Regions from separate parts of the Mus musculus genome. Here regions 1 and 3 are each linked to region 2. Evidence: chromatin loops called from intact Hi-C (ENCODE). Cell type or tissue: heart. All regions are shown on one strand. Links, peaks and the distances in the headings refer to the core of each region. The heading gives the core; the rest is flanking DNA. Region 1 holds the start of Mars1 (methionine-tRNA synthetase 1). Region 2 overlaps B4galnt1 (beta-1,4-N-acetyl-galactosaminyl transferase 1). Region 3 holds the start of Arhgap9 (Rho GTPase activating protein 9).

Region 1 (8,569 bases), core at 570-8,569, 140 kb before region 2:
CTCTTTATGATAATGACCTTTTACCAGGCTCTTAAGTTACCAGGTACCTACCAGGAGTGTATGTGGGGGTGTGGGTGGGTGTTTCACTACCTGCAAATGCCAGTGTTTAGGAGGCTGAGGGGAGAGGGTGAAGGCCAGTCTGTGCTCTACAGTCAAAGCTTGGCCTCCAAGGCAGTGCACAGTGTGCCTCTCCATCTCTCCTCTGCCTCCTGCTCTCTACCCTTTCTCTAAGTTCTTGGAGTTGCCTACACAAGTGATCTTCACTACTTCACTTCTCCCCCTTTCTAAGGAGACTCCTCCACTCTGCACAGGCAGTGTAATCCTGGGGCTGTTTGATGGTTCAGTGGCACACAGCCCAACTGATCTCTGCTGCTGTCCTCTCCTGTTCCCCTTGTGGCTGATGCTTCTCTGCACCACGAGGGAGAAACTTCCTCCACCCGCCCACCCATTCCTTAAACCACAAAACCCCATCTGAGCTGTGTCCTTTGTGTTTCCTTCGAGATCTTACTCTCTCAAATGGCCTCTGTATCCTGCTATGCACTGTATCTCCAGTCCAGATCTTTCTCTGGGTCTCTGGTCTTATTTGCTGTCCACCTAAAAACGCCACAAGTATTTCACAGGTGCTATAAATTCTGTTTGTACCAAATTGAACATGTTAAACTTCCCTACAAATCTCTTTCTCTTCCTGTGATGGTTTGTATATGTTTGGCCCAGGAAGTGTGGCCTTGTTGGAGTGGGTGCATCACTGTGGGTGTGGGCTTTAAGACCCTCATCCTAGCTGCATGGATGCCAGTATTCTGCTAGCAGCCTTCAGATGAAGATGTAGAATTTTCAGCTCCTCCTGCACCATGCCTGCCGGGATGCTGCCATGTTCCTGCCTTGATGATAATGGACTGAACCTCTGAACCTGTAAGCCAGTCCCAAATTAAATAATGGCTTGGTCATGGTGTCTGTTCACAGCAGTAAAACCCTAACTAAGACACTTTCAGAGCTGATATTCAGCTTTTAGACTTAAATTTAATAAATATCAGTTGAGTCCTTGTTAATACTTATGCTAGGCAGGACCATGCTGATTGTGATGATAAGTAGGGGCTGGTACTCTCTTCTACACTAAAGTGTAGTGTGATAAGACTCACTGTGGTGGAGACAGTACCAGCATCTGATAGAGAAGCACGTGCCCCGTTGTGCCTGCAGAACCCCAGCTGCTTTTTGCCTTTCTCCTCTCCACTCACAGTGTTTCAACTGATTATCAAACACTGAAATTTGTATTTTTCCAAGTCCTCTCCCTCCACTTTGCTGGCAATTGAACCCAAGGCCTTCTGTAGAGCAGACAAGATTTTTCTTACTGAGTCACATTCTAGTCCTTGTATTTATTTTATTTTCTAAAGACGGGGGCTTGGAGCTGGAGAGATGGCTCAGCGGTTAAGAGCACTAACTGCTCTTCCAGAGGTCCTGAGTTCGATTCCCAGCAACCACATGGTGGCTTACAACCATCTGTAATGGGATCAGATGCCCTCTTCTGGTGTGTCTGAAGACAGCTACAGTGTGCTCATTATATACATAAAATAAATAAAGCTTTAAAAAAAAAAGGGCCAGGCATGGTGGCGCATGCCTTTAATCCCAGCACTTGGGAGGCAGAGGCAGGCGGATTTCTGAGTTCAAGGCTAGCCTGGTCTACAAAGTGAATTCCAGGACAGCTAGGACTATACAGAGAAACCCTGTCTCAAAAAAAAAAAAAAATGGTGTCTCACTATGTAGACCTGGCTAACCTGGAGCTCACTCTGTTGACCAGACTGGCCTCAAACTCACAGAAATCTGCCTGCCTCTGCTATCTGGGTGCTTGGGTTAAACCCACCACACCAGCCTAGCCCTTGAAATTTTAGGAAGGGTCTTGCTATGTGGCTCAGGACTGAAGAAACCACTCGCTCAGCAGTTAAAAGCATTGGCCGTTCAGTTCCCACGTAGTGGCTTTTCATCACCCTTTGTAACTTCAGTTCCAGAGATCCAACACTCTCTTCTGACCTCTATGGGGCACCAAGTACTCATGTGGTGCAGACACACACATGCAATCGAAACATCTATACACATAGCACTTATCCTAAGGAGGAAAATATTATTTTGAGATAGGGTTGCACGTAGCCCAGGCTGGCCTTGAACTGACTATGTAGGTGAAAATGACCTTTAACTCCTGATGCTTCTGTACCCCAAGTTTTGGAACTCTAGGCTTATACAGTGTCTGGCTTTTCTAATTTTATAAACGTGTGTGAGTGTACATGAGTGCTGGAAACCAAACCCTGACCTTCTGCAAGAACAAACGCTCTTAGCCAGTGAGCCACGGCTCCAGTCCCCATAATTGTCATTTTTGGCCTAGTACTTCCTTTATAGCCTGAGGCTGACCCTGAACTCACTGTTCAATTCTTCTGCCCCTGCCTACTGCGTATCAGGATTACAGGCCTGCCCCACCAGACCTGGAACTCTCCTCTCCCCAGGTCTTATCTGCTACCATCAAAAAGTCTGGAATCTTGAAAAATTAAATTTTTTTTTTGATTATGTGTCTCTCTGTGTGTGCCTGTGTGGGCATGTTTGTGTGTATCAGTGAGGGCATGTGTTTGTGTGTGTGTACGTGTGTGTGTGTGTGTGTGTGTGTGTGTGTGTGTGTGTGTGTGTATCAGTGTGGGCATGTGTGTGTGTGTATCAGTGTGGGCATGTGTGTGTGTGTGTATCAGTGTGGGCATGTGTGTGTGTATGTGAATGTTGGTGCCTGTGGAGTCTAGAACAAGGCATCAGATCCCACAGGGCTAGAATTACAAGCAGTTGTGAGTGTCTCGGTGTGAATGCTAGGATCCCCAATCCTCTGTAAGGATCTCTACAGTACACTCTTAACCACGAGCCCTCTCTCCAGCTCCTTCATTTATTATTTATATTTACTTTCGGGGTGTGTGTGTGTGTGTGTGTGTGTGTGTGTAGGTTAGAGGAAAGCTTTCAGGAGCTGTTTCTACCCTGTGGGTCCCGGGGATTGACTTCAAGGTATCAGGCTTGTTTCTTGGGGCAAGCACCTTTAATATAATTTGGGGTCTGTTGAGACAGGGTTTCACTGTGTATCTCAGATTAGCCTTTGAACTCATTCTGTATCCTAAATGGTCTCAAACTTGGAGCAATCTTCTGTCTTGGTCTGCTGGTTGGTTATTGGTGTGAGAGACATGTCCACTGGATATTGTTATATTGGTTTTTCAACACAGGGTTTTTCTGTGTGTAGTCCTGACTGTCCTGGAACTCACTGGGTAGACAAGGCTGGCATCAAAATCGAAGAGTTTCAGAGACACACACAAAATCCCAGTTCACACTCTGGCTGAGAGCACTGACTGCTCTTCCAGAGGTCCTGTGTTCAATTCCCAGCAACCACATGGTGGCTCACAACCATCTATAATGGGATCTGATGCCCTCTTCTGGCATGTGGGTATATATGCAGGCAGAACACTGTGCATAAAAAACAAGCCTTAGGGGGCTGGAGAGATGGCTCAGAGGTTAAGAACACTGACTGCTCTTCCAAAGGTCCTGAGTTCAAATCCCAGCAACCACATGATGACTCACAACCACCTGTAATGAGATCTGATGCACTCTTCTGGCACATCTGAAGACAGCTACAATGTACTTACATATAATAAATAGATAAATATTGGTTTGCTTGTTTGTTTGTTTTTTTTTTTTTCGAGACAGGGTTTCTCTGTATAGCCCTGGCTGTCCTGGAACTCACTCTGTAGACCAGGCTGGCCTCGAACTCAGAAATCCGCCTGCCTCTGCCTCCCGAGTGCTGGGATTAAAGGCGTGTGCCACCACCCCCTCGCTCATAAATCTTAAAAAAAAAAAAAAAAAGCCTTAAAAAGAAACATGTGCCACTACAGCTAGCCACCCTGTATTGGTTTTGGAGCCAGCCAGATGGCTTATCAGGAAAAGATGCTAGCAGTGAAGTCCTGGAGACCCACACAGAGATAGAAGATGAGCCTCGTGTGCTGGTACATGCCTTTGATGCCAGCACTTGGGAAGCCCAGGCAAGTCTATTGCTGTAAGGGCCAGACCATCGTGGTTTGCCTAGCAAGTTCTAGGAAAGTCTGAGCTACAAAATGTAAAGACTGTGGCTCAAAAAAACAAAACAAAAGCAAAGAAAGGTGAGTACCAACTCTACAAAGTTATCTTCTGACCTCCACACAAGCACCACAGCTGTGTGCCCACCTTGTGCATACACACATACTGGTTTTTGTTGGTTTTGTTTGTTTGTTTTTGGGAAGGGGACAGTGAGCTTTATTGATGGTATTCAAAGAGAGTAAGACTCCCTAAGCCTCTTCCATCATCTTTGGGGGCTGGAATGGAAACTGTGAGGGGGATGCTCAGTGTCCCGAGTTGGGACAGGGACTCCTCAGCAACCGAGGGCCTCTCTCTTGCTCTCAGTGTCCTTGCTGGGGTGGGTGGCCCAGGGTTTCTTACTCTTTGGAGGTCATGTAGCCCATGAGGCCCACCACCCTGTTGCTATAGTCGAATTCACTGTCATACCAGGAAATGAGCTTGACAAAGTTGTCATTGAGAGCAATGCCAGCCCTGGCATCAAAGGTGGAAGAGTGGGAGTTGCTGTTGACATCACAGGAGAAAACCTGGTCCTCAGTGTAGCCCAGGATGCCCTTTAGTGGTCCCTCAAATGCCTGCTTTGCCACCTTCTTGATGTCATCATACTTGCCAGGTTTCTCCAGGTGGCATGTCAGATCCACAACGGATACATTGGGGGTAGGAACATGGAAGGCCATGCCAGTGAGCTTCCCGTTCAGCTCTGGGATGACCTTGCCCACAGCCTTGGCAGCACCAGTGGATGCAGGGATGATGTTCTGGGCAGCCCCAAGGCCATCACACCACAGCTTTCCAGAGGGGCCATCCACAGTCTCTGAGTGGCAGCGATAGCATGGACCGAGGTCATGAGCCCTTCCATGATGCCAAAGTTGTCATGGATGATCTTGGCCAGGGTGGCTAAGCAGTTGGTGGTGCAGGATGCATTGCTGACAATCTTGCGTGAGTTGTCATATTTCTGGTGGGTCACACCCATCACAAACATGGGGCATCAGCAGAGGGGCAGAGATGATGACCCTTTGGCCCCACCCTTCAAGTGGGCCCCAGCCTTCTCCATGGTGGTGAAGACACCAGTAGACCCCACAACATACTCAGCACCGGCATCACCACATTTGATGTTAGTGGGATCTCTTCCCAGAAGATAGTGATGGGCTTCCCGTTGATGACAAGCTTCCCTTTCTCAGCCTTGACCATGCCATTGAACTTGCTATGAGTAGAGTCATACTGGAATATGTAGACCATGTAGTTGAGGTCCATAAATGGGTTGTTGATGGCAATCTCCACTTTGCCAACTGCAGAGCAGAAGGCAGCCCTGGTAACCAGGCACCCATTACGGCCAAATCCATTCACACCGACCTTCACCATCCTGTCTACAGGACGAGGCTGGCACTGTATGAGAAGAGCCTCATACTTTTTTTTTTTAAAGATAAGATATCCCTTTGCATGTGTTTATTTGGCTTTGTTGCGAAATCTCTCACTTCCCCCTCAATTTGACCTTTTGTAGCATAACTCTCATCTCCCTTTGCTGTGATTGTCTAGCTATATGTAAATGGAAGACTAGTGCATTTTCACTTTTATGTCAGGGCTTGCTTGGTTTATTTTTGTTTTTTTTTAATGTGTATCAAGGTCTTGCCTGCAAGTTGAGTGTACTATTTTTGGGCAGGTCTATGGAGGCCAGAAGAGGCACTAGTGTTACAGAAGGTTGTGATCTGCCTGTCATGTGTGTGCTTGGATGAGCATCAAGTGCTCCCGAACCAGAGTTATCTCTAAACCCCTTATTTTTAATTAAGAACAAAATAAAACAAAACAAAAACCACACACTTTTTTTTTTTGAGACTAGGTTTATAAAGACCAGGATAGCTTTGAACTCAAAGAGATCCAACTGCCTTCGCCTTCTGAGTCCTGGAATTAAGGGAGTGTCCCACCACACCCAACTCCTTTTTCTTTTATTTGTAAGGGGTTTCGAGTGCAGGGAGGTCTCTGCACCACATGCATGCAGTAATCATGAAGACCAGAAGAGGGCGCATGATTCCCCTAGGACTCAAGTTACAGACAACTGTCAACCATGCAAATGGGTCAAAGGAGAGTCCAGGAAAAGGACAGCCTGGCCTGTGTTCTCCGCTGAGCCATCTTTCCAGGCTTCCTCACTGATTTACTGACAGATCCCTAGTAGCTTAGGCTGGCTTGCAATAGAGGATAACGTCGAATTTATGATAATTTTATCACCACCTCTTCAACGCTGGGATTACAGGAGTGGACACACCACCACACAGTGTTGTGTACCGGGGGTGAACCCAGCGGTTTGCACATGCTAAGCAAACGCTTACTAACTAAACTACATTCCCAATTCCTAAGTAATAAAGGTTCGCGAGCCACATCCTTTGTGGCTGATGGACAGCCACATTAATTTCCACGTTGACACTAAAGTTTGCTCACAGTTCCCCAACTGATTTTTAATCTTGTAGCTAAATGCATCGCCACGCTCTCGGACTACCCGCACACAAACCAATTAAAAACTCCGATCCTTAACAACTTGAATCGGCGCGTGCGATACCACTTCAACGACCAGTAAGGAATCAGAAAATGCCACCCATCGCGTCGTCTCCATCGGATCGCTTTACAGCGGCCGACTTCAACAGTTCAAAGGACCCTCTCGGAGCCGGCCGACCCAGAGTGCCACGCTAGCCCGCACCGTCAACTTCCGGGTCTCGTTGGTAACCATTTCCTGTTTCGTAATGGTGCGTGATGGGATGAGTAGTCGGCTTTCCTGGAGCCTACCGCGAGCGTCCGGCCGACACAGAACTCCATTTCCCGACGTGCCTTGCAGCTTAACCCAGGAGCGGGAGGCCGGTTCCGATTGCATCAGCGTGGGCTCCGAGGCACGATGAGACTGTTCGTGAGCGAGGGTTCCCCGGGGAGCCTGCCCGTGCTGGCTGCGGCCGCGAGGGCCCGGGGTCGGGCGGAGCTGCTCATCAGCACCGTAGGCCCCGAAGGTACTGGAGTGGCTGCCGGTGGGCGGCGGGTGAGGGGTGTTCATCTCACAGTTGTTTGCCAGGCTCCAGTGCCCGTTCCCCAATCGACTCAACGTTAACTTTAGTCACGCCAACCTTTGTTTCCGTAACCCTTCTGAAGTTAGTTCCCTTAGTTACCCTCACTGTACTCTTCAAACCTCGTTTTAAGTCTCCCCTCTGGTTAGTTTTCCAGGACCCACCTATCATGGCAACTCCCTCTCAGCCCGGTCACTCTCGCGATCACCTCCAACCTCCCGTGTCGTTTTGGGGAAGCCCCTTTCTCCTTCCAGGACCTCAGTACAGACATGTGCACACTCAGTCCTTGAAGTTTATTGCGTATTCCCAGACAACTTTTTTGGGTGACTTTCTAAGAGTTGTCTGGTCAGATCCTCCCTGACAGCTTGACTGCAGCACTATTCTATACCTCTCTGTAGACTCTACCTCTTGTTTGCAGTTGGCAGTCTCAACTGAACACTAGCTGGCCCCTCTAGCATATTCCACCACCACCCCTCCCCGGTTAGTGTTCTTACCTTCGAAACTGTAGATTGAAAACCCAGGCCTCCAGCACACAATGTGACGTCAAATCATTTCTTTTAAGATTTACTTATTTATTTAATGTATATATGAGTACACCGTAGCTGTACTGATGGTTGTGAGCCATCATGTGGTTGCTGGGAATTTGAATTCAGGACTTCTGCTGGCTCCTGTCAACCCCGCTTGCTCTGGTCAACCCCGCTTGCTCAGGCTGCGCCCCGCCTTATATCTAAGTACACTGCAGCTATCTTCAGATTTACTGGAGGAGGGTGTCAGATCTCATTACGGGTGGTTGTGAGCCACCATGTGGTTGCTGGAAATTGAACTCAGGACCTTCGGAAGGGCAGTCAGTGCTCTTTAACAGCCGAGCCATCTCTCCAGCCTCCTCATTTATTTTCTTACCCCTGATTTTCACCCATTTTCCTCTGTCTCAGAGTGTGTGGTACCATTCCTTACCCGGCCTAAGGTCCCTGTCTTGCAGCTGGATAGTGGCAACTACCTCTTCTCTGCTAGTGCAATCTGCCGGTCAGTATTGGTTCTTGGTGTGGGGAGGTGCCCAAATCAGGGTGAATCACTAATCTTTCTGTGACCTTATTTGCAAATACTGTTCTACTGTGGGTTCATCCATGAACTAGACAGATGCTTCAACTTACTTTCTCTCCCTGGGCAGATATTTTTTTCTGTTATGTGGCTGGGAACAAGATGATCTCACCAACCAGTGGCTGGAATGGGAGGCAACAGAACTGCAGGTGAATCCGTGTATCAGGGAGGTGAGGGCAGCCTGTCCTTCCTCTGTATGAACATCCTGACCCATTTCCCCTGCATTTTAGCCAGTTCTGTCTGCTGCCCTACACTGTCTAGTGGTTCAAGGCAAGAAAGGGGAAGATATACTTGGCCCACTTCGGAGAGTC
Region 2 (9,921 bases), core at 1,922-9,921:
GTTGAGCCATCCGAACTCCCCCGCTACACATACACACACCTGAACTGTTCCACTACCGGAGTCGAGCGTCAGGCCTCTCTTTGCTCCTCTCCTTCCTTCCCACTGCACTTTTTCTCTCCTCGGGGACCCTCACTGTAATTCCTTTCACTGCCCGCCCAGATAACTCCTCCAGTGTAAATGAATGCCACAGCTTTCCACAGGCAACTCACATGTGCTCTCCGCTTAGAATGGCTCACTTGGCTCAAGTGTGTCTTTTGTGTCCATCAATCCCAAAGGACCTCCTCTTAGATCCTTTGTCCCTCTCTCCGGGCAAACACGGACTCTTCCTTCAGTGTAGGTGAGTTAGTCTGTGGCCTCATCAGCTGCTACACTCTAGAGAGGCCCCCACACTCGCAAAGGGATTCTCTTTCATGTTAAACCTCTTTCTTCTAAACCGGGCAGTGGTGGCACACGCACTTGTGAGGCAGGCGGATTTCTGAGTTCGAGGCCAGTCTACAAAGTGAGTTCCAGGACAGCCTGTCTCAAAAACAAAACAAAACAAACAAACAAACAAAAACCCAACACAAACACACACACAAAAACAAACAAAACGAAACAAAAGGTGTGATCGTTTTCAGGTGCTTCTGGCTACGGTGCTCTGCTTCACCTCTTCCCTGGACACAAGATACAATGTCCAGGTAGTGGGACCATTGCCTGGAGGGTAAGAGAAAGACTTCGCCCACCTCTCCCAAGATACCCCTCCCCTGCCCCGCCCCTTCCTGTTTCCTGTCTCCTCTGTTCCCTGTAGCACCGGCGGCGGACCCACCCTTATCCTGGCTTTCTCCTTCCCTAGATTTCCCCAACCCCTCCTCCCCACCCTGGATGAGCTGCCCAGGATACTGGCCGACTCCCTGCCTATCTCGTTGGTGACTTTTGCTGTGTCCACCTCTCTGGCCTCCATCTATGCAGACAAGTACAGCTACACTATTGAGCCCAATCAGGTGTGACTTAATTGTGAATGTCATCCCTTTTCAGAGTTAAGCCCCTTAGCCTCACTCCTCCCCACCCCACCCCACCCCGTGCCTACGTCTTCCCCATCTTCATCCTGCTGTGTCCTTCTAGGAACTCCTGGCCCACGGTGTCTCCAACCTCATTTCTTCTCTCTTCTCTTGCTTTCCCAACTCGGCCACACTGGCTACAACCAGCTTATTAGTGGATGCTGGTGGGAATACACAGGTAAGGGTATCCTTGAGAGGATGAGGAGAAAGGATGGGACATTCAACAGGGGTGGCAGGAGAGAGTGGGGAACAGGTGGATAACCCAGGATTTAGCATCTACATATTCCAGGATGGTAATGGGATTATGAAGAGGAGGGTTAGACAATAACGGAACTCCATGAGGACCTCTGTTGGCCGTAAGCAAAAGCTACAATGCCTCAGACCTGATTAAAAATAAAAACAGTAACATCAAGGTGTTGTATTACATACCCAGAGTTCTGGAACTAGGAAGGCTGACAGAGCAGAGGATTGTCTGGGGCTCAAGGCAGGCTGGGGCACATAGTGACTGTGGAAAGGGGACTGCCACCATTCTGTGGAGATGGCTCAGTGGTTAAAGCAGAAGCATTAGCACAGGGGTTCAAGCCTCCAGGTCCATGGGTATGGTGACCTGTCTAGAAGGCAGGGATGGGGGCAGGAACCCAAGAGCTTTGGGTTCAGCTGAGAGATCCTGCCTCGATGAATAAGGTGATGGGGGAGGAGGCCCAGTGTGGAATTCTACAAGAACTGGGACACAGGTATGTTGTCCCTGCACACACTTGTGCTTCTACGCACATTCAAACACACACACACATACCTATAAATGTAGGAGATAAAATAATTCTGATGGTTCTCATAAGGATCTCAAAAACAAAACAAAACAAATCAAAACAAAATAAAACCAAAACCTTCGGGTTGGAGAGATGGCTCAGCAGTTAAGAGCACTGGCCACTTTTCCAGAGGTCCTGAGTTCAATTCCCAGCAACCACATGGTGGCTCACAACCATCTGTAATGGGATCTGATGCCCTCTTTGTTTGTTTATTTGTTTGTTTCGAGACAGGGTTTCTCTGTGTAGCTCTGGATGTCCTGGAACTCACTCTGTAGACCAGGCTGGCTTTGAACTCAGAAATCCACCTGCCTCTGCCTCCCAAGTGTTGGGATAAAAGGTGTACACCACCATTTCCCTGCCAGATGCCCTCTTCTGGTGTGTCTGAAGACAGCGACAGTGTAGTCATGTACATAAAATAAATAAACCTTTTAAAAACCCAAAAACCAAAACAACCAAACCACAACAGTAAACAAAAAGAAAGAATGGTTACATACCACTCCTACCTTTATATGTTTTGTTTTCCCTGCTATATCCTACACAGATGGCTAGCCTGCTTCTCAAAGCATCAGTACCAAAAGACCTTTGCAGATGGCGATGGGCTATAAGAATGGGGAGGTTGAACTGTGCACATCTGGGAGGGACTGGCAAGTGATAGACATTTAGCTGGGGGGAGGGGTTAAGTGTGATTGGCAGAACATCAAGAACGGGGTGAGAAGGGCATTTTCTGTGTTGATGGAGTTTTGGGAGGAAGGAGACTTTTCTGGGGGAGGAGGGAGAGTTTTGAAGAAGATGAGACAGGCTAGTCGGCCAGGGAGAGAAGCTCCCACTCGGGTCGGGGTGGAGGAGTCTCCCTGTCTTGTCTCTGTCTTTCCTTCCTGCAGCTGGCAGGCCTCTTCTCCTGCGCAGTGGTCCTGGCAGCGCTGCTGTGGCTGAGGCCCTTCTTCTACTACCTGCCCAAGGTAGGGTGGGAAAGAGGTGCACGCTCGCTGCGTGTGTGAGTGGAACCTTTGTCCTGACAAAGGCCTATCTTCTCCATCTCAAGGCTGTCCTGGCTTGCATCAATATCTCCAGCATGCGCCAGATGTTCTTCCAGATGCAAGAACTTCCGCAGCTCTGGCACATCAGCCATGTGGACTTTGTGAGAAATGGCAATATGCCAGGTTGCTAACCCCCCAAGCGCCCCGGTTTTGCCATGGACCAAAGTTGACCACCCTAAATTCTTTAATCCGTGCAACCTCCAACATACAGACCTCATACATACATTGGGGGAAAGGAGAGGGTGGGATGTGATTCGCCATGCCTGCGTGTTTGTTTGGAGGTATTTTGGAGTGGGTTCTGAAGATTGAACCCAGAACCTCATAAATATTAGGAGAGTTCCCTACCACTGAACTACACCCCCAATCCAGACTCCCGGGTTGCCCAGGGTCTGGTGTTATATTTGGTGTGTAGGCTTAAGTGAACTCGTCTGTCCACCACGCTTCCTTTCCCTTGCTCATATTTGTCCTTGAACCTCCGTTCCTTCTGGAGAATCCACCCATATCCATGTCCCTCAGGCTGTGTGGATAGTCACGTGGGTGGCTGTCGTGACCCTGAATGTGGACCTGGGCCTGGCTGTGGGTGTGGTCGTCTCCATGATGACAGTGGTCTGCAGAACTCAGAGGTGAGCAGAGATGGGCACCAAATGAGGGAAGGGGGATAGGTACCCTGTGGTGACTACAGCCAGGCTAGACCAGGCCAGGCTGAGGCTGGGACTCTGACTTGAGCTTCTTTCCTAGGGTGCAGTGCCTGGAGCTTGGATTGGCTGAGGGGACGGAGCTCTACAGGCCAATCAGAGAGAGCCGTAAGGTGGGTGGGCTGTATATAGCCTAAGAAGGCAGGAGTGATCAGACAGGCCGTTTCTAACAGTCTTACCCCTTAGCTCCTCCAAGTTCCAGGTCTTTGTATCCTGAGTTATCCAGCACCCCTCTACTTTGCAACCCGTGGGCAGTTCCACCGAATCTTGGAGTGGCATCTGGGGCTTGGAGAAAGAATCAAGGTGAGGATTTTGGTGGAGGAGGAACGTGGACCCTCTGGGTTTGGGAGGCCAGTGGGTTCTGAGGATGGCACTTATGTGATCTTGTTGTCTTTGTTTACAGCCAGGTAGTGTACCTGACAAAGGTGAGGTGGGCTGACAGAGGGAGAGAGATTCGGTCATGAACCACGGAGTTGGCTGGCACATCTGCTTCCTCCCTCCTTAGGTGCTGAGCCTGTCAGAGTGGCGATCCTAGACTTCAGTGGTATCACTTTTGTAGATGCTGCAGGGGCCCGGGAAGTGGTCCAGGTGAGGGAGTGGTCAAACTCAGGAAAAGCTCCCAGTCATCCCTCTTGCACCCTCGATTTGGGTTTAACCCCTCTTTGATTCCTGCAGCTCACCAGGCGGTGCCAGGACGATGGGATCTACCTTCTCTTGGCTCAGTGTAATGGTTCGTGGAGTGAAGAATAGAGGGTTGGGAGGTGGAGGACTGACTGGACACTTGTAGGGTGGATGTAGAGGCCCCAGCCCCTGACACTTTTCCCACACAGCCTTGGTGCTCGAGACCTTGACCCGGGCGAGACTCCTGGATAGCGTGTCTCCAGAACAACTCTTTGTGAGTGTCCAGGATGCTGCTGCACATGCACTGGAGAGGCTGGTAAGGGGGAGGAGCATCAAGAGTGGGAGCCAGGAGGTGCTGGGCTAGAGTATGGAATAGATGAGGACCTGGGGACAGGGATTCAGAGAAGGGACTGAGGAAGATCAAGGGGGAAGTAGAGAGAAGCTGCCTAGTAGATTGGAGGGCAGGGGCAGGCACATCTGTGATCCCCCAGCACATGGGAGGCAGAGGCAGGAGCATTTCTATGAGTCTGAGACCAGCCTGGTCTAGGGCAGTCAGAGCTACATAGAGAGACCCTACCTCAAAACCCAAATGAACCAATCTATCCATCCATCCAACAAACAAACAAACAAACAAACAAACAAACAACCTAGCCAAGTTCAAGAGTCTGGGGCAGGCTGGTGAGATGGCTCAGCGGGTAAGAGCACTGACTGCTCTTCCAAAGGTCCCCAGTTCAAGTCCCAGCAACCACATGGTGGCTCACAACCACCCATAATGAGATCTGATGCCATCCTCTGGTGTGACTGAAGTCAACTACAGTAGAATAATATTATATATTATATTAATAATATACAATAATAAAAATAAATATTAAAAAAAAAGAGTCTGGGGCACCCTTTACCAAGGGTGGAGAACTGAACTAAGGTTTCCAAAGGGGTGACATGCTACCAGATTACTGGTAGGTCTCAGGGAATATGGTACCCAATATTCCCTAACTGTCCACTTTTCTTCTCCAGAAACCTACTGGCCCAAAGATTTGCACGGTGTGGGTCTGACCATGCACTTAGAGTGTGAGAGGGCCCAACAGTCCGCGTGTGAGGAAGGCCACGGTCCTTGAGCTCCCCCCACCCCAATGCAACCAATAAAATGAAGCCGAGAATACCAGAAGCCCGTGGAGTGGGTCTCGGCATCTACACGTGGAGCTCTCCCATCCCCCCACAAGCCCCGCCACACCCAAAGTACCACAGAGACACAAGTAAAAATGGCTTTCACCGTGTGTTCACCAGCCCCACAGAACTACAGTCACAGTGCTTTCTGTGGGGGTATGTGGGAGCCGGTACACACGGTGCTGGATCCAGAGCTGGGGTGGGGTGCATGTCCCTGGGGTTGCAAATTGGGAGTTTCCCTGCCCACCTCGGGAGGTGAGAGTGTTTCCACTTGAGGGTCTTAGAGTCCTTCTGGGCTCTTTGGCACTTGGAAAGTGAACCTCCCCATTTCCTGCCCCATAGGAATGGGGTTGTGGGAGGACTTGGCACTGGCTGTGGGGGGAAGAGGATATGGCTCCATCGGGCCTCTGGTCGCTCACAGAAAGGAAGGGTGTCACCAGGACAAGCCCCTGTTAGGAATCAGATTGGTGGAGAGGATCGGGAAGCCAGGGTGTTCATCAGTGGGGTGCACAGGGATGGAGGTGGTGGTGGATAATCCTGGAAGGAACAAGGAGGCAGGCCCAGCCTGACAGTGTGAAGGCCCAAATCAGACGTCACTCGGCGGTCATGCACTGTAGCCGGTGTTTGAAGAAGAGTAGGCGATGTTTGGCCACTTGACTTTGGTCCAGTGATCCCGGGTACCGGTAACGGGCATAAGTTTCAGCTCCTGGGTCTTTTGCTGTCCACGGCAGCTTCACCTTCGATGCATGATCCACAACAACATCAGAGCAGGAGCCAACACGAAGGAAACCAAGTCCATCCAGGAAGAATTCTGGGGTGAGGGTGGGGAGAGCAACGGTTAAAAGCTCCTGAGGGGAGAGACGGCAATCCTTACGCTGAACTGAAATACAGGGCTCAGAGGGCAGCTAAGGAAAAACTATGTTGCTGAGGACACTCTAGCTTCTTTTGCTCTGATTTACTCTCGTGTGGGGTTCATTTCAATAAATACCAGTTCACTCCCTCTGAGTAGGGTCTGAACTGGGGAAGCAGCTGGCAGAAAGGTAACCTTTGCAGTGGAGAGGAAGTTCAAGGCTGACCGGCACCTGCGCTGTGTGAGGTGTTAAGTGGGATGTCCGGCAGAAGGAAGTGGAGGTTTCAAGTGCAGACCTTTGTCAGCCTCTCTAAACTGCTCTAGGGAAAGCGCAGAGGGTGGTGGGAGGGTTCAAGTGGCAGAACCGCGCCTGGTCCTTCCCATTCCTACGCACTGCCAGGAGGGGGCGCCGCTCACCCAGATGTGCCACCCGGTTGAGGCGTGGGTCAAAGCCCACTTGGCGCACTTTGTCTGTGCGCGCCAGGAAGAAGTTGACCACGCCGTCTGTGACCACACAACTTGGGAAGCCAACGAGCTCGTGGTGGAAGCCCTGCTTTTGCCGGAAGCAGTTCCCAAGGCCTGGGGCGCCCGGCTCCACACTCAGCAGCTGCCGGTAGGTGGTAGCGTAGCCCGAGATCTCCCGCACCGCGCCCCCTACCTGCAGGAGGCGAGAGGATGCTCCAGCTAAGACCAGGTCCCCGAGAGTAGAACGCTTCCTCCCCGCGCCCCTGCCCCACCCTCGCCCTATCGAAACACACAGGGCCCACACTACCCCCCAGACTCGCTTCACCTTTGGACGTCCCGCTCTCCCGTCTCCCACCCCACATCCGGCTCTCCTCCCCTACCAGGTCCAGGGGCGTCTTCTCGAGCACGTCCACAAGCTTCTCCAGCCGCGTGCGCGCCGTGAAGACAAAGTCGTCGTCCACCCACAGCACGTATTTGGTGGTTACTTGGGACACCGCCAGGTTCCGACCTGCGAACCAACCCTAGAAGAGTTGTATATGGTTGGGAACAGAAAAAGCCTGACATCTTTTTCCCTCTCCCCGCACTCAAAACAGCCTGTGTCCTGCTCTAGACTTCTTAGAGCTTTCCGATGACCGGAAACTAGGTTTAAAACTTCCCAGAGGGTCCCAACCCTTTTCCTAGACATTTTGAGCCCTTTGGGGGAAGGGTCTTGTATTTCATTGCTTCGTGCATACATCCATTGTATTGCTATAGGTATTAAGCACCATTTCAAGAATGCGGAACGAATAAGATAGGCAGGATTCCTGATTCCGAAGCCCTTGTGATAGGCACACATTTGTTTGAGGGAAGTGGTCCTTAATCAGCACCCTGGAAGCTGTTGGCTGAGGCACGCCCCCTTCCCAGAGTCCTCTGGCGCCCCCGCTCTGCTTTGCGGGCAGCGCACCTTGCCGAAGGGCATGAAGTAGTGCTCCACGTGTGGGTCGCTAATGCGCTCCGGTTTGTCACTGTCGTCAGCGATGACTATGGTGACCGTAGGGTAAAAGCGTCGGATGCTGGCAATGAGTGTCCGTAGTCGATCATAACGAAGAAAAGTCTTGGTGGCAATGGTAACCAGAGCACTGATGTTGTACTCGGCTGAAAGCAAGGTGTATTGGCCAGTGTGAGGGGGCGGGCGGGGGTGGGGGGAGAAAGAGTGGGAAAGCAGCCCCACCCCCACCCCCAGGGCCAACCCCCTCTTTACTTTCCTAATCCCTGGAGCCTCAGCCTCACCTCCTTGGGGTAGGGATGATGGTGGGTACAGCCGGGGGTTGGGAGGGTGTCTTACGAGGATGGTGAAGGCAACTTCATGTCCCTTGGTGGAGAACCGGACTGGGAAGAAAGGAGGTGGAATTGGGCCCTTAAGGCTAGAAGAGCACTCTCCTTTCAGCGGCCAGTATTTAAACTCTTAATCTGTGTTCTGCCTTTTCAGGCCTTGGTGGGCAAGATCATACCGTTCTGACTTCTGTGGAGCTTGCATGTTGTTTTGTGGTATTAGGAATTGAACTTAGAGACTAACACGTGCTTGGCAAGCACTCTACCGCCCAGCTGGGAACACCCAGCTCTCCTCCCAGCACCATGGTTGCGGAGGATGACCTTAAATTTTTGGAACCTCCTGCCTGTGCCTATTGAGTGCGATTGCAGGTGTTATTATCTACAGATGTCTCCTAAGGAGAGACATCATGTAGGGGTGCCAGCATCTGTGCAGTGCTGGGAACTCAACCCCTGGTCTTGTGCATGCTAGGTATAGCATGGTATCCGTTGAGCTACAGCTTCTGCCCAGAAACCTTACAGCTTAGGAGGTGGAACAAAGACAATGAGATTCTCGACGCCTCCCACCCCACTTTGGTTTCTCGAGTCTGGGTCTTGCTTTGTAGCCCTGGCTGGTTTGGTACTTATTGCATATAACCCAGGCTTGTTCCAACACTAAGGCAATTCTACCTGTCTCAGTTTCCTAAGTGCTAGGATTATATAGATAAACATCACCACACATAGATAAAAGATAACTTTTTAAAAAAGTTAATCTTTACAGCCGGGCAGTGGTGGCGCACGCCTTTAATCCCAGCACTTGGGAGGCAGAGGCAGGTGGATTTCTGAGTTCGAGGCCAGCCTGGTCTACAGAGTGAGTTCCAGGACAGCCAGGGCTACACAGAGAGACCCTGTCTCGAAAAACAAAACAGAACAAGTTAATCTTTACTGAGCATTTACTACATGCCTCACACACACACACACACACACACACACACACACACACACATGCACGCTCTTGCTATGTAGCCTAGGCTACCCTTGAAATTTCTCTCCTCCTCCTATGGCTTCCCAAGTACGAACATTACAGGCATGGATCACTATACTTTCCTCTGTGCTGCACAGATTTAAATTTTTCTGTAAATTGGGTGTGGTGGCATACATCTGTAATCCTGGGATTTGGGAGGTAGCAACACCAAGGAGCAGGAATCAGGCTCTGCTGAATAGTGAGTCTGAAGCCAGACAGAGCTAAATAAATGAGATGGTTTTCAAAACAAAACAAAACAAAACAAAAAAATTGAAAATGTGTTCTAAATAGATGAAGCCATTTAATCTTCATGGTAATCTTACTAGATAAACTATTGCAGGAAACTAAGCTTAGGCACAGAAAAGTAAATTGTCCATATTTTACAACGTCAAAGCTTAGGCTGAGTAAATAAGAAACGTCTAGTGTAAAAGCGGAGGCAAGGGACATTGTTTCAAGCAAACAGGAGACGTCTGAGCCCAGATGTAAACATCAAGAGGGAGCCAACCTTGAAAGCAAACAAACAAACTTAGGCAAAAACATTCCTGAAAACGGCAGATGCAAAGGCCCTAAGGTAGGCGCAGGTTCAGAAAAGCCAGTTTTGGAGAAAAAAAGGAGGAAGGGTGAGGGAGCTTGGCAAGGTAAGTGTTGGGCTAGAAACAGCCAGGAACAGGTCACTTCCTGGAGCCGTGATGACAGACAGAAGTGGGAATGCTCTCCAGCTCTGGTTTCTCCCTGGCCTGTTTTGGCCCTAGATAAACAAAGGCTCCTCTGACTCCTGGCCCTGCTGGCCCACTTGCAACATTCATTGTGTGTCTAGGCTGTTCTGGCCATTGCCCGAGGGCCTCCCACACGTGGTCATTTGCTTTTCTGGTTCTTTCTGTTCTCTCAGTCTGTCCCTACCCCTCCTCGGGCCTCCCACCTGTGTCTGCTGTGTT
Region 3 (10,287 bases), core at 1,949-9,948, 150 kb before region 2:
TCGCCTGGGTCAAGTGAAGAGGCTGGCAAAGTTGTTGAGCATCAACTGGACCAGCTGCCCGGGGTAGAATACGTGGGCCGCCATGTCAGAGGCCTCCTGCTCAGGTCGAAACAGTGTCGGTCCAAACACAATTCCCAGGTTGTGGGCGGTCATTCGGTTCTTATCCGAGTGTGCTATCACCCTGAGGGCAGAGCCAAGGGAAGGAAGAGAGGTGATAACTACCCACTACAGACCAGTACAGCAGTATTAGGTTTGAGCAGGTCAGCAGTCACTCTGGAATCCTTCCACACGCAAGAACAGACCCAACAGGGAACAGAGATGGACCAGTGGAGGAACATTCAGGATGCAGTCTGGAGGCACAAGTGGGGTCCAAGTGCCTGACTCTCAGCTGCAGGGACAGCCCCTAGTGTCCTCTGTGCACTGTGGGAGGAGCACACTCTATGTGCCCAAGTACAGCTCAACCAAGGGAGCTACCCTGCCCCATGGAGACTAAGGCCAGGGAAGGAAGACCATCCTCTCACTTCTCCCACAGAGCCCTCCTTGTCTCCTTCTGCTCATTTCCTTCATTTGGCTGAGCTAGTCAAAGGCCCAGACACAAGTCAGTGCTTCCCTGTCCCCACCCTCCCTGGTCAGGGTCCCCAGTGAACACCCACTCCATCCTCACCAGCACGAACAAGGTTGCTGAGTCCCCCTGACCTGCACAGATGCTCCAGGATGTACTTCAGAGTGTCATGGTTGGGCCTCGGCAGCGAGTCTATTAATTTCTGGATTTTGGAGAGGCACTGCTCTGGCTCAGAAAGTTCTGGGGAGGGTAAAGGCAAGGACAGGGAGTGAACTTGGGGAAAGGGTTACAACCAGGTGTGTAAATTCACTCTTTCCCATGTCCCCTGATGGTATCACTTGTCTGGTACTTGTGGGCCTTACACACAGTAAGCTTGCCTTGCTGCAGAACCAAAGCCCTCCACTCTTCCACAAAGCCCAACATCAACTCTTAGCAAACATTCACACACATATCCCCACCCTCCGAGAATAATTCAGAGGGTTACCATATAAATTATTTTCTATCCCCAGTAAAGTCAGAAGGGACCCTCTGTTCTCTTCTTTACTACATGCCCGCCCACGTCAGGGGTGTTATCTGAAGCCCTCAACCCTTACCAAGGGCATCACGAAAGTCAGGCAGCAACAATGCAGGCACCAGAGGCTGTGGCAGCTCCCGGAAAAAAAGCTTCAAAGCTCCGGTGACCACGTGAATATCATCCCATTCGGCACTGTCTAAATCTAATTTGCCTTCTAGAAGGGGGGGCGGGGGGGGGTAAGAGGTTCCTCGAGTTGAAGGTTCAGGAGAGCCAGAGAATTCCTGACTCAAAGGCTAGGAATTCTGGGTAAATACAATCAAAGCCAGGTCACAAGAATGTGGGGATGGTCCATAGTAGAGCATAGTAGGACAACAAATGAAGGGTAGGGTCAAGGACATGGGGGATTAATTGGAGTATAAAGCTGTTTTTTTTTTTTTGAGCTTCCCATGTAAGTACCTTGTCCTGCCTGTTCTGGGAACATGTATCTCCCATCAGAGGTCACTGCCCGTTCTGCAACATACAGGAGAGACCAGTAGCTTAGGCATGCGGTTCCAACTCCCTCACTCAGAACCACTCTGGGTTCTGAGGTGTTGGAGGCGGTGTGGACTTCCTCCCAAGTTGTCTCACCTCTGTCTACCAGGAAGCGGAGTTTCTGGACCACGGCCAGGTTCCCACTCACCCGGTAAATACCATCCACGTCTAGACCTAGGAGACAAGGATGAGGTCTCTAACGCTAAAATATGTATGGGAGTGGTCTGAGGGAGAGAGGGGTCAGGAGGAAGGCAGGGATGGGGGCAAAGGACTGGAGCATGGGGAAGGGGAGGTTTCAGAGGCGCGGGTGTTGGGGGGTGTCTTCGGAAAAATAACCTTTTTTATCCACGGCCTCAACACAAAGCCGGACAAAGCTGGGCACGGTGTCCCCTTCCCGTTGGCACAGCGACTCCAACTGGCAGCCAAAAACCTGGTCTGCAGAGGAAGGGAGTGAGGTGGGGAGTTGGCTGCTACCTGGGAGCAAGTAGGCCCTCCCTCTGACCTGCAAACAACGGGGGATGAGGGTGGGCAGTGGGGGTTGGGGGAGGCAGGGGCGGACTCAGACTGGAATCTAGCTCTGGAAATTCTACTTTGAGCCTCACTAGAGTTTTAGTTAATGCTAAGATCAGGGATATAAAAGATCTGAAAACTGACTTATCAGGCCAGGCATGGTGCCTCTTACCTGTTATCCCTACAACACTAAGCAGGCTGAGGCAGGAGGATTGCCTAACTTTGAGTAAAGCCTGATATAAATACCGAAAGCCTGTTTCTACAATAATAAAATCCGAAAACAAAATCTACACAAAATAAAGACTCTAGTAAAGCCGATACGAAGAGCAGCGCCCCAGCGGGCCCAGCCCACCCTACCTCGGAACAGACCCCGCTCTTGTAGGCTCTGCAAGGTTGGTCTCTTGGCGATTAGCCGCTTTAACTTGTTCCGCACGCGGTTCTTCTGGTCAGTGCCCTCTGCACACCGACCTGCAAAACCCAGGACAGTGAGCTGAGGGGAGGACCCATTCCCTGCACCCCAGCCCGGCCAGCTCCGGTCCGCTTCGTACTGGAAGTTCTGCGGCTGCCAAGCCGCATCAGGGACTTGGACACCGGTTCCGATTCCAATTCGTCATCCTCACCAGCGCTCAGCTCGGCCAGCTCGGCGGGTCCGGAGCCCGACAGACGCAGCTCCAGGGGGTTCTCCCGATCCTAGACCCGGGCGGCCGGGGTAGGAGGTTGGACAGGAGAACATCTGCACCCCCACCTCGGTGCCAGAGCCCCACATTCCAGCAGGAGTCAAAGGCAGGGCTCTATCGGAGACTTCCTTGTCCGATACCCATAGCCCTTCCCTAGCTCTCTTGGCCCACGGGGGGTCCCCCCTTCCGGGGTCTCGCCTCCCGGGTGCCTTCCAGGGTCTGCACCCTTCTAACCAGCCGCTCGATGACAGTCCGCAGCGCGCGGTGCCAGTCTCGCAGCTCGGTCTCCTCGTCCGACTGCAGCAGGAACTCATGTCCCGGGACCGTGCGGATCTGGGAGTGGAGGGTAGGGGAGCCGGGCGGGGGAAAGGCGAGTGTTAGCTAGGAGTGCCTAAAACGCTGCGAGGACGAGCGACCTCGGGTCACCCTGTCTTTGGGGACGCGCGGAAGACACTCACGTGCAGGACGTTCCGGCGGCTGGACAGCTGGCGCCCGCTGGCCAGGGCCGCCCCGCGCAGGTCCACGCTACTCTCCGGCCGGCTCCCAGCCCGCGCCTGGCAATTATGAGAGAAACTGAGGCAAAGAGTTTTGTTTCCTCACCGCTTCCCTCTCCAGGGAGGTGAGCTGCTTCCTCTTTCCTGTACCTTCCTCTCCATTTCCTTCCTCGCCGCCTCCGCCTCAGTCGGCCTGAGGCGCAAACCAGTAACCCCAAACCCTTGCAGCACCCCCCTGGCCGATACTCACCCAGCCTTGGAGGGATGCAGACTGCGGTGGCCGCTCTCGGTAAAACACAAGGCTGCTACCAGTTAACACCACCCAAGCAGGGCCCCAGTTCTTCCTGTGGGGGAGGAGAGGAAGGAGGAGAGGTAGTTAAAAGGTCATTTTAGAATTTCACCTGGAGTGCCTGAGCTCCCCGCACCATTACGGCTTTCTACCCTGTGAAATCCACCAGCCCAGACCCCGGGCATATTCTGAGCTCTCACCTGAGTTTGCGCCCTCCTTGAGCAATCTTGGTCATGTTGAGCAGGCCTGACCTTTCTTCCTGGGAAGGGTATGGAGTACCGTCTGTAAGCCACCCTGTGCCACCCACAGCCGCCAGAGTTTCTAAGGAATCTACCAGAAGTGGGGACCGTTAAAGTTTGGGGTGGGGGAGACCAGAGAAGCGCAAACACCCAGAAAGAAAATGCTTCAGAGGAGCAGGTGTTGCAGGGTTATGCAGAAAGGATCTTGGCATTCGAAGACAGGAAGTACTCACCACGTGGGGGTCATCCAGGAGCTGTGGCAGAGCTGAACAGGGCCTCAAGGCTCCCGGCTGTTCAGAGAGAGCAAGCCATGGGACGCTTTGGCTGAGGCTTGGTAAACCCTGAGGGTGGGAGATTGAAACAGGAAGAAGAACCTTCGGTTTAGAGGTCCCAGGCCGTAGAAGGAATAGGGGAAAGGTCATAAAAAGTTAACTTTGGGGGCTGGAGAGATGGTTCAGCGGTTAAGAGCACTGACTGCTCTTCCAAAGGTCCTGAGTTCAAATCCCAGCAACTACATGGTGGCTCACAACCTATCTGTAAAGAGATCTGATGCCCTCTTCTGGGGTGTCTGAAGACAGCTATAAGGTACTTACATATAATAAATAAATCTAAAAATATAAATTTAACTTTTTAACATGTGACTGAGAAGTGGGAGGGTTCTCACCTGTGGATCGAGCCATTCCTGAGGCTGTAGGGCACTGCTGTCCCTAGTCAAAGTCTCTGTCTGCTCCATGGAGCCCGGTTTCTGAGTTTAGGGGAAGACAAAGCAACATCTGGATGCTACCTCCACTGTTCTTAACACTTCTCACAAAATTCCTCTTTCTTCTGACCTTCTGAGAGCCCCAGAGAGAAACGGAGAACAGAAGATGGAGGGGAAACAGGAGGGGAGGGCCGCACACGAGCGCCATCCCCAGGTGGGGTCCAGGCGCTACTGGCATTGTTAGGGCCGAAGTCTGTGTCCTGGCAGCTCTAGAAATCTAAGCTCTGTTAATTGTCCCCAGTAATCAATCAAAGAGACAATGCTAAAGGACAAAGAAAGATATATGTGGGTTTAGAGCACTGGCTACCTTCTGGAGGGGCGGGGCGGGGCGGGGCGGGATGGGGAGGGGCGGGTGCTGGCTGGGTTTTCAACATCCTCATTAGGGCTGAAGTTTGCTGTAAATCCAGTTCCAGGAGGCCTGACACCCTCTTCTGGCCTCTGAGAGCACTGCATGCAGGTGTTAATAGGAGCATACATGCAGGCAAAACACCTATACATACAAAATGTGGCCGCAGTGAGAGCAGATCAGTCTTATAAATAGATCCGATGATCCCCAATTCTGCTTTTAGGGTTCTAACATGCAGTTCAGGTTTGAATAGGTTTAGTCAAGCGGTAATCACAAAGCCAGGCATGGTGATGCCCACCTTCAATCTCAGCACTTGGGAGGCAAAGACAGACAGATCTCAGTGAGTTCAAAGCCAGCCTGGTCTTCATAGTGAGTTTCAGGGGAGCCAGAACTAGGAGCTACATAGGGAGACCCTGTCTCAAAAAAAAAAAAAAAGGTAATTGTAATTAGGCAGTCCTGGTAAAGGCATGGTCCTTGTTCATCTTTGTCCCAGCTCCGTCTCTGCCACAGGAAGGTCTGAAGAGGTGTCAGAACACTGTGAACCGTCTTCCTGGGAGACAAGTTCCGTTTCTGGCTGGGATCAGGACCCCAACCTTGTATTCCCCAGCATAAGACTCTTGGGGTAATTCTAATTCCTTGGGGTCCATGCCTCAATGGTCTGAGAGCTGAAGAAAGAGACACTCAGTGCCTTTCTCTTTAGAATTCTGTTGGGAGCTGCTCGCAGCCATTCAGCCTCCTGTAATGCATGCGAGGGGATGCAAGGGCTTCGGACCAGGGACCCTGGACGTCGGAGAAGGCCCGCCAGATTACAGTACACAGGGAGCTGTGACAGGATGTGATCCTGCCTGCCCCAGGAGCGAGAAGCTGGGAAAGAGGAGAAAACTTATTCTGCCCCTGTCCCTCCCGATCTCTCTCCCATTTACTCACGGTCAGCTCCGGGCCCGGGGGGGGCCCTGGTACATGGGTAGAAACCCCAGTCCCTGGCTGTTTTTTAAAAAATTCTTCCCCTCACAGTCTTTGCTCTTCTCCTCACTTCCTGTTGCCAACTTCCCTCCTCCCCCACGCAACCCCGCCCCAGAGCTGCAGGAAAGGGGAACAGGCTTTTTTTTTGGGGGGGGGGAGGAGAGAGTGACCTGTCCTCACACCATCGAGAGTAAAAGAAGACACCAAGAAGTGAGAGACTACGCTAGAGCTAGGGAAGAGAAAGACTTGTTATACACCCGTGAAAGAGAGAGTGTACACTGGGCTTGCTCGTAATCCCAGCAACCCCAGCGTTTGGGAGGCTGAGGCAGGACAGCTGCTGGAGTTTGAGGTCGGTCTGAACTACAAAAGGAAGCGGGGCGAGTTGGGCCTACTGCGGACTAAGACCCCTGGCTCAAAATACAACTGACAACAGAGTGGGGGAGGGGCTGACCAAGGCACTCAGTGTTAGAAGGAACTTGCTAGTGTCCTGACTTGAAGACAGGACTTTAGGACAAACCTTGCCCTGGGCTAGGAGTTAGAACTGGAGAAAAGCAGTCTGCTGACATTCCTTTGGCTGTACTGGATACCCTGTTCCTCCAGGGCCTCTGTAACTCGACTGTCCTTTCTCATCCCCTACGTTGCTTATGGCCACTCTTCCTGCTCCTGCGAGATCTTCTCAGAGCACCTCAGCCTCTTCTCCTCATTGTGTCCATCTGTCCCCCTCTCCCCTCCTCTCTGATCTTTAAGGGAGGGGTGTTGTCTGTGTCCCCCTCTCCTACCTTCAGTACTTAAGGGAGGGAGGCTGTGTCCAGTTCACCACTTCACATAGATCCCGCCCCACCCTGCTGTAGTGCAGGCGGCCGACCAAGCTCTGAGTTATGCTCCAGGAAGCTCTGTAACTCACCACAGCAACTTCTGTCATCCACCAGTGAGACCTTTCTCCTGGCCCTTCCTTGAAGGATTTCAGGGAGCAGGCCTTCACATTGCCCGTGCTGACACTTTTGCACATCTTGTGGGGATGGTGAAGAGGCTGCCCAGAAGCAACCTGGGGTTCCTGAGGCAGATAGAGCTCCTCCAGGGAGCCATGATACAGCTTTGTCCCTGGAAAGAGAGATGTGAAGGAGTGGCAGGTGAGGACAGATATGACCTTGGGAATTGTCTAGGAATGCAGGGCAAGGCTGCCGGGAAGTGACACGGGCCCTAGAGCTAAGAGTGTAAAGGGGACGCCACAGTGGCTTGGGTGAGAACTAGGCTTATCAAAGGAGTCCGCAGAAGGTAAGACAGAGTAGTGCTCTCAGCGCTCAAGCGGGAAGAGTCAGAGAGTCGGAAAGGTGAAGAGGGGGGAGGCTCAAAGCTTACTTACCAGGAGTCCAGAGGGAGCTGTTGTAGGTAGTGTCTGCTGGGTTGTGGCAGCAGATTGATTCCTCTGTCATGTATGCAGCTGGAACAAAGATGGGCCGAGAGCTGGGGGGTGCGCCCAGACGCCTCGCCAGCCACCAGTCTGAGTTGGTCTTTCGAAGCAGTAGGAACCTGTCACCTTCAGCCAGAGACACCTGCCGGCCATCTGCCCCAGTGTAAGTGAACGGATAGAGGGCGCAGAGCTGGGGTCCCTGAGAAGGGCTTTGTAGACTCAGCCCTAGATTTCCCCAGATACTTGGCCACCACCGGCCTGAGAACATGGTGGCTGGCACTGTCACCTATAGGAAAAGGGGGTGCTGAAGTTCCAGAAGGAAATAGGAGCTGGTGCCTCCGTACAGAAGGGCATGGTTTGAAGAGTGTGTGTGAGCGTGTGTGTTTTTGTGTGTGTGTGTGTGTGTGTGTGTGTGTGTGTGTGTGTGTGTGTGTGTGTGCAGGACCCTTAGGGCGAGAGGAAGAGGGGAGAGAGATCAGCACAGGTTTGGGGGGGGTCCAACTTCTGTGTGATGTGTCTGTTGAGGAAGTGTATAAATAAGGTGAGAGAGGATGTGGTCAGCAGCCTACCCAGCAAGCAAGGCAGGGAATCTGAGAAGACAACCTAGCTTGGTGATCTTTAGATACCTTGTCGAGGTTACCTGATGTTCCAGGGTCAGAAAGACCTGATCCTGGATGTTGAAGGGAGCCCTGAGCTGCACATAAGGAGGAAGAGGAGGAGGAGGAGGAGGAGCCAGGCTAAGAGCAGAACACAGACAAAAGTACAGGTGACAATGATGAAGGGAAGGTTATGCCATGACCCGTTTTTAAGCTCACACAGGCCTCAGTGTTCCTGTGACCACCCAAACTGCCTCAGACTCGAAGCTTTGTGTTTCCTGTGCAGACAGACAACCAGAAAAACTAAAAAAACAAGCGAGCAGGAAAGGAAAAAAGAAGAGTGCATATCTCCTTCAGCCCCGTCTAGGACACATTAGGGCGCATGATCTATGCATCAACCTTCTGGAGGGGTCCCCGGGTTTATTATGGGGCTCCGTCCATTTGCAATTCTTGTTGTATGTGTGAGTGTTTGGTCTGTGTGTATGTCTCAGCACCATCCAAATGTCTGCTGCCCAAGGAGGCCAGAAGACGGTGTTGGATCCCTGGGATCAACAGTTACAGGCGGTTGTGAACCCTCATGTGGGTACTGGGAATTGAACCAGGGTTCTCTGGAAGAGCAGCCAGAGCTCTTAACTGCCAAGCCATCTCTCCAGCCTTTTTTATTTCTATGCTTAACAAGAACTGGTTGAGGACTGTCTCCTGTGTGGAAGGAGCCGTCAAGAACTAGAAATGACAAAGGGATGAGCTCCTTAGCAGCTTAGGGGGCCAGACCTTAACTGACCTTAACACAGGAAATTTACTAACTGCAGCTGAATTGGAGACCGTGCACACACGGTACAGAAGTCGATGTAGTGGCTCACGCCTTCAACCCAGCACTCAGGAGGCAGGGGCAGGTGCATCTCTATGAGTTTGAGGCCAGCATTATCTACATAGTGAGTTCTAGGGCTGGAGAGATGGCTTGGTGGTTAAGGGCACTGACTGCTCTTCCAAAGACCCTGAGTTCAATCCCCAGTAACCACATGGAGGCTCACGACCATCTGTGATGGGATCCGACACCCTCTTCTGGTGTGTCTGAAGACAGCTACAGTGTACTCATAATAAATAAGTAAATAATTCTTTTTTTTAAAAAAGATTTATTTATTTATTATATGTAAGTACACTGTATCTGTCTTCAGACACTCCAGAAGAGGGCGTTAGATCTCATTACCGGTGGGTCACCATGTGGTTGTGGGATTTGAACTCAGGACCTATGGAAGAGCAGTCAGTGCTCTTATCTGCTGAGCCATCTCGCCAGCCCATAAATAATTCTTTTTTAAAAACAAACAAACAAACAAACAAACAAACAACATCTAGTTAGTTCCAGGACAGCCAGAGCTATATAGTAAGACTCTGTCTCAAAAATAAATAAAAACATCATGAGAGGTGTTTGGAGACTGACGTCACCTGATGTCGCCCTTTCCCTAGCCGGCAGAGGAACTGACTAGCCTGGGAGTGCCGAGCATCAGAAGCAAACTTCTCAATTCTTTGCTTTTCCTCCACTGAGTGGTGTAAGGTTTTTAGTTTCTGCTTGCAGAGCTGGAGTAGAGGGTGAGTGCCTCTTCGCTCTGGTGATGCGAGACAGCCAAGCCAGCTCCCCTCCCCTGACGTAATCCAAGGTCTGACAGGCTGGTCCTCACCCTCCAGGACCTACTCCCTTAGGTTCTCTCTGTTTCACTGTGGGAAGCATGCCCCCTTCTCTTCCTTCCCTTATCCAGAGGCTGATTTTACCTGTGTGTTCATTCAGATATTTAAAATTATCTTTTTGTTTGCTTGTCTTTCAAGACAGAGTTTCTCTGTGTAACAGTCCTGCCTGGCTGTCTGGAACTAGCTCTATAGACTAGGCTAGCCTGGAACTCACAGAGATCCACCTGCCTCTGCCTCCCAGTGCTGGGATTCAGAACTACCCATCATACCTGACAAAATTAGCTTTCTGTTTGTCTGTTTGTTTGTTTGATTTAAATTATTTTTTCTGGCCCGGCTCACTCCAGCCTATCTATTTATTATATATGAGTACACTGTAGCTATCTTCAGACACCCCAGAAGAGGGCATCAGATCTCATTACAGATGGTTGTGAGCCACCATGTGGTGGCTGGGATTTGAACTCAGGACCTCTGGAAGAGCAGCCAGTGCTCTTAACCCCTGAGCCATCTCTCCAGCTCCCTCCCCCCCCCTTTTTTTTTTTTCCGAGACAGGGTTTCTTTGTATAGCCCTGGCTGTCCTGGAACTTACTTTGTAGACCAGGCTGGCCTCGAACTCAGAAATCTGCCTGCCTCTGCCTCCTGAGTGCTGGGATTAAAGGCGTGAGCCACCACGCCCAACTCCCCCTTTTGTTTTTAAATTAGCTTTTTTTTTAAA

What was found. Hi-C counts contacts between places; a loop is a spot of excess contacts. Peaks named below come from ENCODE experiments on the same cell type or tissue, not always from the same donor. Only the 100,000 strongest peaks of a DNase experiment are listed, where the experiment ranks them.
Region 1: a loop joins it to region 2, with 6 times the contacts of the local background. A loop is called at or near these places in 5 of 42 quality-filtered maps.
Region 3: a loop joins it to region 2, with 2.5 times the contacts of the local background. A loop is called at or near these places in 14 of 42 quality-filtered maps.

What each region holds. Positions count from the first base shown.
Region 1 is chr10:127,310,058-127,318,626 of GRCm38, reverse strand. Mars1 (methionine-tRNA synthetase 1) reads left to right here and starts at 6,841. Exons shown (of 21, transcript NM_001003913.2): 1 at 6,841-7,106; 2 at 8,093-8,183; 3 at 8,329-8,407; 4 at 8,489-8,569. The coding sequence starts at 6,998. It also overlaps the pseudogene Gm6283. In heart, for the core only: no CTCF peak of the experiment used is centred there; DNase peaks (open chromatin) are centred at 4,866, 6,146 and 6,936; H3K4me3 peaks cover 1,927 bases; H3K27ac peaks cover 1,561 bases.
Region 2 is chr10:127,167,866-127,177,786 of GRCm38, reverse strand. It overlaps B4galnt1 (beta-1,4-N-acetyl-galactosaminyl transferase 1), which reads right to left. Exons shown (of 11, transcript NM_008080.5): 6 at 9,906-9,921; 7 at 7,945-8,043; 8 at 7,619-7,809; 9 at 7,056-7,196; 10 at 6,628-6,868; 11 at 5,447-6,171. The coding sequence ends at 5,954. Slc26a10 (solute carrier family 26, member 10) reads left to right here. Exons shown (of 18, transcript NM_177615.4): 6 at 618-700; 7 at 833-980; 8 at 1,102-1,215; 9 at 2,725-2,802; 10 at 2,886-2,981; 11 at 3,397-3,503; 12 at 3,619-3,688; 13 at 3,762-3,878; 14 at 3,979-3,982; 15 at 4,081-4,163; 16 at 4,251-4,305; 17 at 4,406-4,512; 18 at 5,211-6,394. The coding sequence ends at 5,249. Among named protein-coding and RNA genes, the nearest start is that of B4galnt1, 7.7 kb to the right of the region's middle. In heart, for the core only: CTCF peaks have their summits at 6,636 (motif pointing right) and 7,594; DNase peaks (open chromatin) are centred at 5,786 and 6,636; H3K4me3 peaks cover 1,596 bases; H3K27ac peaks cover 883 bases; H3K27me3 peaks cover 5,668 bases.
Region 3 is chr10:127,319,393-127,329,679 of GRCm38, reverse strand. It overlaps Arhgap9 (Rho GTPase activating protein 9), which reads right to left and starts at 7,716. Exons shown (of 16, transcript NM_001285785.2): 1 at 7,249-7,716; 2 at 6,790-6,986; 3 at 4,481-4,561; 4 at 4,050-4,157; 5 at 3,778-3,836; 6 at 3,539-3,632; 7 at 3,253-3,348; 8 at 3,029-3,127; 9 at 2,666-2,807; 10 at 2,475-2,585; 11 at 1,944-2,042; 12 at 1,704-1,781; 13 at 1,533-1,586; 14 at 1,156-1,290; 2 more. The coding sequence starts at 7,564. The coding sequence ends at 10. In heart, for the core only: a CTCF peak has its summit at 5,026 (motif pointing left); DNase peaks (open chromatin) are centred at 2,669, 3,329, 5,009 and 5,969; H3K4me3 peaks cover 1,582 bases; H3K27ac peaks cover 1,257 bases; H3K27me3 peaks cover 6,610 bases.